3 separate regions of the Homo sapiens genome follow, and regions 1 and 3 are each linked to region 2. Evidence: chromatin contacts called from ENCODE Hi-C or POLR2A ChIA-PET data. All regions are on one chromosome and are shown on one strand. The core of a region is the stretch at or near the end of the contact, and the rest is flanking DNA. Distances in the headings are between cores, read along the strand shown.

Region 1 (3,294 bases), core at 531-3,030, 130 kb before region 2:
AGAAATAAAAGGGGACAGGGCGCGGTGGCTCACACCTGTAATCACAGCACTTTGGGAGGGTGAGGTGGGCGGATCACAAGGTCAGGAGATCGAGACCATCCTGATCAACATGGTGAAACCCTGTCTCTACGAAAAATACAAAAAAAAAAAAAAAAATAGCTGGGCGTAGTGGTGCGCACCTGTAGTCCCAGCTACTCGAGAGGCTGAGACAGGAGAATTGCTTGAACCTGGGACGTGGAGGTGGCAGTGAGCCGAGATCGTGTCACTGCACTCCAGCCTGGGCAACGATATGAGACTCCGTCTCAAAAAAAAAAAAAAAAAAAAAAAAAAAAAAAAAGAAATAAAAGGAGTTAATATTTTCCAAAACAAGGCAAGGTTCACTTTGGAATATAATTTTCTTTTTGTAGAGACAGGGTCTTGCTATGTTGCCCAGACTGGTCTTGAACTCCTGGCTTCAAGTGATCTTCCTGCCTTGGCCTCCCAAAGTGCTGGGATTACAGGCATGAATCACTGCACCTGGCCTGGAATATAATTGCCAACAATAAAAGATCTAGGCCCGGCACGGCGGCTCACGTCTGTAATCCTAGCACTTTGGGAGGCCAAGGCAGGAGGATCACTTGAGCACAAGAGTTGGACACTAGCCTGGGCAACACGGTGAGACTCCATCTCTACAAAAAATAGAAAAAGTTAGCTGGGCGTGGTGGCACGAGTCTGTGGTCCCAGCTACTTGGAAGAGTGAAGTGGGAAGATCGCTTGAGCCCAGGAGGTTGAGGCTGCAGTGAGTGGTGATCGCACCACTGCACTCCCGCCTGGGTAGCAGAGTGAGACCCTGTCTCAAAAAAATAAAAAGAAAAGGGGTCTCACTATGTTGCCCAGGTTGGTCTCAAACTCCTGCCCTCAAGCAATCCTCCCGTCTCAGCCTCTCAATGTGCTGAGATAACAGGCGTGAGCCATGGCGCCCAGCCAAGAATCTACTTTTGCATAACAATGATTCATTCCCTGCACAGATCCTCTGGGAACAGACTTCAGGTACCAATGCCACTTCCCACTGATTCCACACTTTGAAAGACAACAGCGTTGTATGTTGAGCCTGTCTGCTTCTCACGAAATGCAGCCACAACCGGCTCGGTATTTTTTCCTATCCTTCGTGTTGCAGATTCAAGTGCCCCGTACAAAGGGAAGGAAGGGCACAAGTGGCTGCTCCCGCCTCAAGAAAGGAGAACTCGAGGCCAAGGCTTTTGCCGGCGGTAACACCCTCGTGGCACCCCAGGGCCAGGTCTCGGCGCTGCACACAAAGGGGTGCTCGCGTCCTGCTGCGCGGACTTCGAAACCCCCTGTTTGTCCCCCGGGGTCAGCCCACACACTCTGGGGGCTTCGGTTTGTCATCCGTCAAATGGACACAGCACCACTGCCCACCTCTTCGGGCAGTGGTGAGAACTCGATAAGAGGATGCGTGGCCAGCGCTGGGACCGCGACAGTGCTTGGGAAGCCACTTCTGTCACCGTCTCAAGGGACAGCTCGCCCCCCGCTCCCTCTCCGGTGGGCTCCACCGCCCCCGTAGCCGCCGTCCTTACCACAGCACTCGCACGACCAGCTCGAAGAACCCTGGGAAGACCAAGTCGTCGCTGGCGATGGCCCAGCGCCGGCCGAAGAGTACCATCCCCGGCATGGCGAAGGTCCCGTAGCTCGCACTCAGGAGAGACCCCGCGCGCCGTTCACCGAGAACAAACCAGCACCCTCCGGACGCCGCCACCAAATTATCGGCGCTCAAGCGCAAACGCAGCGAGGGCGGGGACCTGCGCATGCTCACGCTGAGGCCGAGATCGGCGCAAGCGCACTGAGCCCTACACCGCCTCTTCCGCCGGAGCTGTCTGCGCCTGCGCAGAAACGCTGATCCGGAAGGCGCTGGCTGAGTCGATTGCAGGTCTGCCGGTCGGTGAAATCCGTTCTGGTATTTTCTTTTTCTTTTTCGTGAAGAGTGCAGTGATATCCGTTCTGGTGATATTTCCTTTTCCTTTTTTTTTTTTTTTTTTTTTTTTTTTTTTTTTTTTTTTTGGTGACGGAGTCTCGCTCTGTTCCCAGGCTGGAGTGCAGTGGGTGTGATCTCGGCTCACTGCATCCTCCGCCTCCCGGGCTCAAGCGATTCACCTGTCTCAGGCTCCGGTGTAGCTGTGATTACAGGAGCGCGCCACCACGGCTAATTTTTGTATTTTTAGTAGAGACGAAGTTTCACCATGTTGGCCAGGCTGGTCTCGAACCCCTGACCTCAAGTGATCCGCCCGCCTGGGCCTCTCAAAGTGCTAGGATTACAGGCGTGAACCACTGCGCCCGGCCCTGTTTGTCTGTTTGTTTAAGGCAGCGTATGGCTCTGTCGTTCAGGGTGGAGTGCAGTGGCGCAATCATGACTCACTGCAGCCTTGAACTCCTGAATGCCGCCTTGAATTCCTGGATTCCAGCGACTCTCCCACCTCAACCTCCTGAGTAGCTGAGACCAAAGGCACGTGCCACACTCCCGGCTAATTTATTTTTATTTATTTATTTATTTATTTATTTATTTATTTAGAGACATAGTTTTGCTCTTGTTGCCCCAGGCTGGAGTGCAATGGCGCGATCTTGGTTCACCACAACCTCCATCTCCTGGGTTCAAGCGATTCTCCTGCCTCAGCCTCCTGAGTAGCTGGGATTACAGGCATGTGTCACCATGCCCAGCTAATTTTGTATTTTTAGTAGAGATGGGGTTTCTCCATAAATTTTCCTATTTTTTGTAGAGACCGGAGTCTCACTCTGTTGCCCAGGCCGGTCTTGAACTCCTGGCCTCAAACCATCCTCCCGCCGCAGCCTCCCAAAGTGCTGGTATTACAGGCGTGAGCCACTACACCTGACCGAAATTTTCATTTTATAAGGAGGGACGCTTCAGGCCTGGAGGAATTAGCTAGCCTAGAGACCCAGGCTGTCAATGGCAGGTGTGGGACTCATATCCCGTTCTGTGAGACTTGCAAGCATGGGACAACATTGCTTCCATCTGTGCCCCTTGCTGTAAGGAGCCCGTGTTAGGAACCCCTCGAGTTCAGGGTCTGAAACCACCCTGCAGCTGGCGGGGTGGAGTCTGAGCGCTTTTCAGTACCCCCACTGCCCCACCCTGGTCTGAGCCACCTTCATCTCCTGCCTGGGCTCATCACCCCACTGTGCTTTCTCATTCTGCTGTGCCCTCTTCAGCAGCCAGGGTGACTTTGTGAACCTTCAGATAAAGCCTGCACCCTGCCTGGGACTTTGCAAGGCTGCACTTTGTGCATA
Region 2 (3,582 bases), core at 957-3,456:
AAATTCCTCATGGTCAATAAATCACTGATTGTAAACAAGCATCATGTGTGATATGCCTTTTGCAAGCGTAGCTACGAAGTCCTGTATCCCATTTCCAAAGTATAGCATCCATCATTCCCTTGGGGACAAGAGATCGTGGTGTAAAGCTGGTTGATCCTGTCAACTGATCTCACAGCAGGTAAAAAACTGATACTGCAGGTCCAGTTTCAGGAGCTGACAGGAGCGTTTAGCAACACTCCAAAGAGGAATTCTTTGCTCCATGCATCACAAGCAAGGCAATCCTTTTGATCACACTTGAATTTTTGGTTTTAAGCTTAAGTAGTCTGTTTTCTCTTATGCTATTTATAAAATGCAGGTGTCAAGGTTTGCGCTTGGATGTTTTAAAGAGGCAAAAAATCAAACATGCCTAGGTTTCAGGAACTGACCAAGTGCTGAGAGATTAATCTTTTTTTTTTTTTTTTTCTGAACCAGGGTCTTGTTTTGTGGTCCAGGCTGGAATGCAGTGGTGTGATCCTAACGCACTGCAGCCTTGACCTCCTGGGCTCAAACAATCCTCCCACCTCAGCTTCCTAAGTAGCTGGGACCACATGTGCATGCCAGCACACCCGGCTAATTTTTAAATTTTTTGTAGAGACAAGGTCTCCATATGTTGCCCAGACTGTTCCCAAACTCCTGGGCTCAAGCGATCCTCCCACCTCGGCCTCCTGAAGTGCTGGAATTATAGGTATGAGCCTTGGTTTTTCAATTCTGGGTCCATAAATTTATGAAGACCTTGGATACAATGTACACAGGAGAAGGCATCCTGTTGGTAAGGAGTTTCATAAAAAGGAAAAGAAAACGCATCAAGAAGCTGACGTAGGTAGCAAAGAGACAGGAAAAGAGAAGAGCTTTAAGGCCAGTGTTTGGAGATCAGACATTTCCCCTCAAAGGAGGACAGGCCTGGCTCAGGTCTTCAGAGGCATCAGGAATAGACCCTGGCCTCAGCTGATTCAGAGATGGTCAGAGCAAAGGACACCCCACAGGGCCTTCTCAGGGCTATGTTTGGAAGCAGCTCTTGTTACCCCAAGCCTGCCTAGCATCAAACACCCTTCCCTTTTATCCTCAACGTTTGTGGTCAAGTATTTGTCACTGCCCCGAGGATATTTAGGGCTGTACAGAGCAACATGTCCTTGTCATCAGGAGCAAGGACACACATGGAGCGGAATCTGACTGATGGGTACACATTGTGCTTTCTGCCCGCTTCTGCAACGGAAGATGCTGGAAATGTTCTGCTAGATCTCAACAGTGTGGGTGGCTGAAAGCAAACTCTGTCCACCACACAGACATAGTCTGAGAGCCCCCTAAGTGTGACTGCCCTGGGCCACCTGGATCCCCCTGCTGGGCTCTGAGCAGGGACATGACTGGTCTCTGTGCAGGCCGCAGGGCAGCTTAGTCCCTGTCACAGCCCCAGAATGATCGCCCCCACCAGGCCCAGGTCGGTCCTCCTGTAAGTCTCCTGGCAATACTGCTCTAAAATCCCACTTCCAGCCCAGTGCAGGGACTCACGCCTGTAATCTCAACACTCTGGGAGGCCGAGGTGGGAGGATCACTTGAGCCCGGGAGTTCGAGATCAGCTTGGGCAACATAGTGAGACACCCGTCTCTACAAAAAAAAAAAAAAAAAAAAAAAAATTAGGCGGGTGTGGTGGCATGCACCTGTGGTCCCAGCTACTTGGGAGGCTGAGGCAGGAGGCATTGCTTGAGCCCAGGAGTTGGAGGTTGTAGTGTGCTAGGATAGCGCCATTGCACTCCGGCTTGGGCGACAGAGCGAGGCTGTTTCTGAATGAATGAACGAATACATAAGTAAATAAGAAAATAGGTAATACATAAAATAAAATAAATAAAATAAAATAAAATAAAATAAAATAAAATAAAATAAAATAAATAAAATAAAATAAATAAAATAAAATAAATAAAATAAAATAAATAAAATAAAATAAATAAAATAAAATAAAATAAAATAAAATAAAATAAAATAAAATAAAATAAAATAAAATAAAATCGCACTTCCCAGCGGTTACACCCGGCCACGGAGGTCCCCAGGCTGGCTGCGAGGGCGCCGGGGAGGTCACTGTTACTCCAGCCCCGCAACCCGCGGCGGCCCTCGCACACTTCCGCCGGAAGTCAGCCCCTCAGGGGCGCCGTGCTGATGTCACGAGCCCGCAGGAAGTCTCGTATCGCGCCCGGGAGGCGCCGGAGCCCAGCGGCTGGCGGTAAGGCCGCCTCCGCGGGGCTGTGGGAAGCTTGGGCTGTCCCAGGACCGTCAGTCTCCTCCTCTGACCCTCCCTTTCCCCTTGTGTGTAGGGCCGCCGTCCCACCCCCACCTCGCCCGAGTCCGGGGCGGCCCCGGTGTCCCCTCCGAGCCTGCTGCACTCCACGTCCCCCTACCAGGGCTCCAGCCCCCAGGGAAATCTCCGACCAGGCCCGCCCAGGAGGTGCCTTGGATGGGGGTGGCTTCGGGAGGCCCTAATGGGGAGTGGCGGGGAGAGACCCAAGGCTACCGACTTGGCTTATTTCTTCCCAACTAGCTGTTTCTCACAAAGTCTTTATTATTATTGTATTTTGAGACGGGGTTTCGCTCTTGTTTCCCAGGCTGTAGTGCAGTGGCGCGATCTCGGCTTACTGCACCCTCCGCCTCCCGGATTCAAGCAATTCTGCCTCAGCCTCCCCAGTAGCTTGGATTACAGGCATGCGCCATCACGCCCAGCTAATTTTTTTTGTATTTAGTAGAGACGGATTTCACCATGTTGGTCAGGCTGGTCTCGAACTCCTGACCTCAGGTGTTCTACCCGCCTCGGCCTCCCAAAGTGCTGGGATTATAGGCGTGAGCCACCGCGCCCGGCCTCTTTTATTGTTTTTAGAGATGGGGTCCAGCTCTATGGCCCAGGCTGGAAGGCAGTGGCACGATCACAGCTCACTGCAGCCTCGACCTCCTGGGCTCAAGCCATCCTTCCACCTCAGCCTCCCAAGTAGCTGGGACCACAGGCGCGGGCCACCACGCCCCACTGATTTTTAAATTTTTATGTAGGGACAGTGATCTCACTGTGTTGCCCAGGCTGGTCTCGAACTCTTAACCTCAAGCTATCCTCCTGCCTGGGCCTCCCAAAGATTTGGGAGCAGGCCTAAGCAACTTAGTCTGGGCCATTTCTCCCAAAGTCTTACCCATTCATGCTGGGGGTGCTGAAAATCCCCTACTTCCAAATCCTTTTCCACAGGTATTCTGCCTTTGACTGCAACTCTTGTCGTCTTATGTGGGTGTTGAATTGATCTGTCTCTGCAGCCAGATCCAGGCTCCTGGAAGAACCATGTCCGGCAGCTACTGGTCATGCCAGGCACACACTGCTGCCCAAGAGGAGCTGCTGTTTGAATTATCTGTGAATGTTGGGAAGAGGAATGCCAGAGCTGCCGGCTGAAAATTACCCAACCAAGAGAAATGTAGGCTGGGTACCCTGAATCACCCCGTGAGAATTGCTGCTGTTTGTTTACTCTCACCTATCATGTCATGAATAGCTTCTTGTTTGGTTATCTCACTTGGCATTACAGC
Region 3 (3,157 bases), core at 149-2,648, 250 kb after region 2:
GAATTGTAATCCTAGTATTTTCAGAGGCTGAGGCGGGAGGATCACTTGAGCTCAGGAGTTCAAGACCAGCATGGGCAACACAGTGAGACGTCTCTATTATTTAAAATAAGAAGAAGAACAGGAATGATCTCATCATTGTGCAAATACTGCCCACCAGTCAGAAAGGCAATTTCGATAGTCAAGAAGTCACATCTGAAGTAGCACCAGGTAATTTTTATGAAAACTCAAGTCTCCAGGTTTCTTTCCTAGTGCTAATTTGTAATACACCAATGCTTGTAAGAAGTAAAGGTGTGCCCATCTGCAGACACATAGCTCCCTGAAAATTAAATCCAGTCAGTTCCCAGCCATTTGAACTGACAAGTTGTTTTTTTTTTCTTTTTCTGGAGATGGGGTCTGTGCTGCCCAGGCTGTAGTGCAGTGGCGCTATTACAGCTCACCTGCAGCCTCAATCACTTGGGCTCAAGCGATCCTCTGGCCTCAGCCTCCTGAGTAACTGGAAATACAGGTGCGTGCCACCACGCCCGGCTCACTTTTCAATTTTTTTTTTTTTTTTGTAGAGTTGGGGGTCTTGCTATGTTGCCCAGGCTGGTCTGGAACCCCTGGCCTCAAGCAATCCTCCCATCTCGGCCTCCTAAAGTGCTGGGATTACAGGCGTGAGTCACAGCGCCCAGCCTGGACAGTCTTTAACAGAAGTCTGACTTGCTGGAAACAAAACACAGCTCCGGACATCCTTTGAGAAAGTCGCCGTCCCCACCTCAGAAAAACCACACACACACACACACACACACCCCTCCCGAAATTAATTTATTTCCTCATTTGGGCGAAAACTATTACAGGGACCTCCAGGCTTGCATCATTTGAAGGCTAGCGTCTGCCACCCTGGTTCCACGCTTCTAGTTGGGGACTACCCACTTAACAAAGCCAAGTTCAATTTTAATTTCCCAGAACTGACGCAAAGCAAAGCGCAAAGAGCCTCAACCTGGGGTGTGGAGTGATATAGACCCGACGGGGCTTTATTCCATCGACCTAGGACCTGAAGCGGTCCCTGCCTGCTGTCAGGTCCCCGCCGCAGCCCCCTGCCCGGACTCGCACCTGGCACAATGCAGGCTAGGTCAGTGCCCCTCGAGGTGGGCAGAACCACAGGGCCACCTTCCCGGGGAACACCGGCGCCGCCCGCCCGCGCGCCGCCCCCTCCGCATACCTGTCCTTCGCGCGGCCCGAAGCGCGGGTTGTAGATGAAGAAACTCAGCAGCGCCGGCGGGAACTGCTTCTCCTGGGCCGCCCAGGGCCCGCTCCCGGCCCCGGCCGCCGCTGCAGCCATCCCGCCCCGGCCCCCACCTCGGGAGCCTCCCACGGCCCGCCCAGAGACAGCAGCCACCGGCTAAAACACCGCACTTCCGCCTCCGTCGCCACCGCCCCGGAAGCACTCGCCGCAGGCCCGGAAAAAGAATCCGCCTCGCAGCGTCCTCTTCAGGCACCCCCGGGTGGCCTTGTTGTCTGTTTCCTGGCCGAGTTTGTGTTTTGCTGGCTCGCGGAGTTTTCTCCTGGCTACAGGCGAGGGCTGCGCGTTTCAGGAAAAACCGAGCGGGCACTGTTTTTTTGTTGTTGTTGTTTTTTCTGATAGGGTCTCAGTTTGTCATCCAGGCTGGAGTGTAGTGGCGCGATCTCAGCTCACTGCAGCCTCAACGTCCGACACTCAAGCAATCCCCCTGCCTCAGCCTCCCAAGTAGCTAGGATTACAGGCGCGCGCCACCAAGGCCAGTTTTATTTTTTTGTAGAGGTGGGGTCTGTGTTGCCCAGGCTGCTCTCGAACTCCTGGCCTCAAATGGTCTCCCACTTCGGCCTCCCAAAGTGCTCCGATTACAGGCGTGAGACACCACCGCCCAGCCTGTTGTTGTTTTGGTGGTATTGTTTTAAATTTAATTTAGAGACAAGATCTCGCTTTGTCACCCAGGTTGGAGTGCAGTGGTGCCATCATAGCTCACTGCAGCCTCAACTCCTGGGCTCAAGGGATCTTCCCACCTCAGCCTGAGGAGTAGCTGAGACCACAGGCATGCACTACCATGCCCAGATAATTAAAAAATAGATAGATAGATAGTAGAGACAGGGTCTCACTTTGTTGCCCCGGCTGCTCTCTAACTCTTGGCATCAAGGGATCCTCCTGCCTCTGCTACTGGATGGAAGGTCTTGACCGTGGATTGCCCAGGTTCTTGGCTTGTTGAACACAGAACTGAACAAAATGCAATGCACAAAGTAACAAAAGAACAAAGCAACGAAAAGAAACAAAAGAAAAAACCGGAGTAAGGAATAGACAGATTTATTGAAGCGAAAGTACAACTCACAGAGCAGGAGCAAGACAGAGCAAACAGCTCAAGAGCCCCCATTAGGATTTTCATTAAGCTGGAAGAATTAGGTAACGCCCCTAGGTGCCCGTTAGAGGTCTCCGATTGGTTACACCCTCTGAAGGATTGGCCTGTGACCAATCAGAGGCTGAAGTGGAGACGCGCACCCGCCCCCCCGTCAATCAGAAGCTGTCACCCTCCCCCCCGGCCAACCCCCTGTCGTCCGTCAATCAGCCTCTGATTGAGGGAATGAACACGTGGCCTCTATGCTGCCTAATCTTGCCTAGAACTGGCTGCACCTGCTGTTCTTTTGTTTATGCCTTAACCCTTGGTTACCCTCATTCCCTATTCTGCCTCACCTGCCCTCCGAAAGTGCTGGGATTACAGATGTGAGCCACCCACACCAGGCCCATTGTTTTGTTTTTAGTTTATTTAAAAAGTATTTTATTCTAAGACAGCACTTTGCTCTGTTGCCCAGGCTGGAGTGCAGTGGCCAGATCAGACCTCACTGCAGCCTGGAACTCCGGGGCTCAAGTGATCCTCCCACCTCAGCCTCCCGAATAGCTGGGACCACAGGTGCATGCCACCATGGCTGGCTAATTTTTAAATTTTTCGTAGAGCTGGGGTCTCACTATGTTAACCCAGGCTGGTCTCGAACTCCTGGGCTCAAGTGATCCACTGGCCTTGGGCTCTCCAAGTGCTGGGATTGTAGGCATAAGCCCCTGTGCCATGGCAGTTTTTTTTGTAGAAGGAAATGTAGAGACACAAAGGAAGCCTCATTTAGAAATAAACAAGGCTGGCCACGGTGGCTCATA

Evidence for each region. A loop is a pair of places that touch in the nucleus more often than their neighbours do. ChIA-PET counts read pairs that join two places held with the same protein, here RNA polymerase II (POLR2A). Pooled maps may share reads with other maps.
Region 1: a loop to region 2 is called in a map of naive thymus-derived CD4-positive, alpha-beta T cell, with 4 times the contacts of the local background. The contact joins the promoter of DAGLB here to the promoter of ZDHHC4 in region 2. A Hi-C loop is called at or near these places in 1 of 168 maps with a recorded cell type or tissue (naive thymus-derived CD4-positive, alpha-beta T cell), 1 of 37 single-sample maps with no recorded cell type and 11 of 50 pooled maps. POLR2A ChIA-PET finds 5 or more read pairs at or near these places in 7 of 52 experiments (B cell, GM12878, HEK293 and 4 more).
Region 3: a loop to region 2 is called in a pooled map, with 7 times the contacts of the local background. The contact joins the promoter of CCZ1B here to the promoter of ZDHHC4 in region 2. A Hi-C loop is called at or near these places in 4 of 37 single-sample maps with no recorded cell type and 4 of 50 pooled maps. POLR2A ChIA-PET finds 5 or more read pairs at or near these places in 1 of 52 experiments (activated T-cell).

Annotation. Positions count from the first base shown.
Region 1 is chr7:6,446,174-6,449,467 of GRCh38, forward strand. DAGLB (diacylglycerol lipase beta) reads right to left here and starts at 1,781. Exons shown (of 15, transcript NM_139179.4): 1 at 1,575-1,781. The coding sequence starts at 1,669. RefSeq lists an enhancer at 1,989-2,038.
Region 2 is chr7:6,575,248-6,578,829 of GRCh38, forward strand. It overlaps ZDHHC4 (zDHHC palmitoyltransferase 4), which reads left to right and starts at 2,207. Exons shown (of 8, transcript NM_001134389.2): 1 at 2,207-2,251; 2 at 3,319-3,473. RefSeq lists a silencer at 2,227-2,556 and an enhancer at 2,835-3,450.
Region 3 is chr7:6,824,877-6,828,033 of GRCh38, forward strand. It overlaps CCZ1B (CCZ1B vacuolar protein trafficking and biogenesis associated), which reads right to left and starts at 1,399. Exons shown (of 15, transcript NM_198097.5): 1 at 1,202-1,399. The coding sequence starts at 1,321. RefSeq lists an enhancer at 2,342-2,636.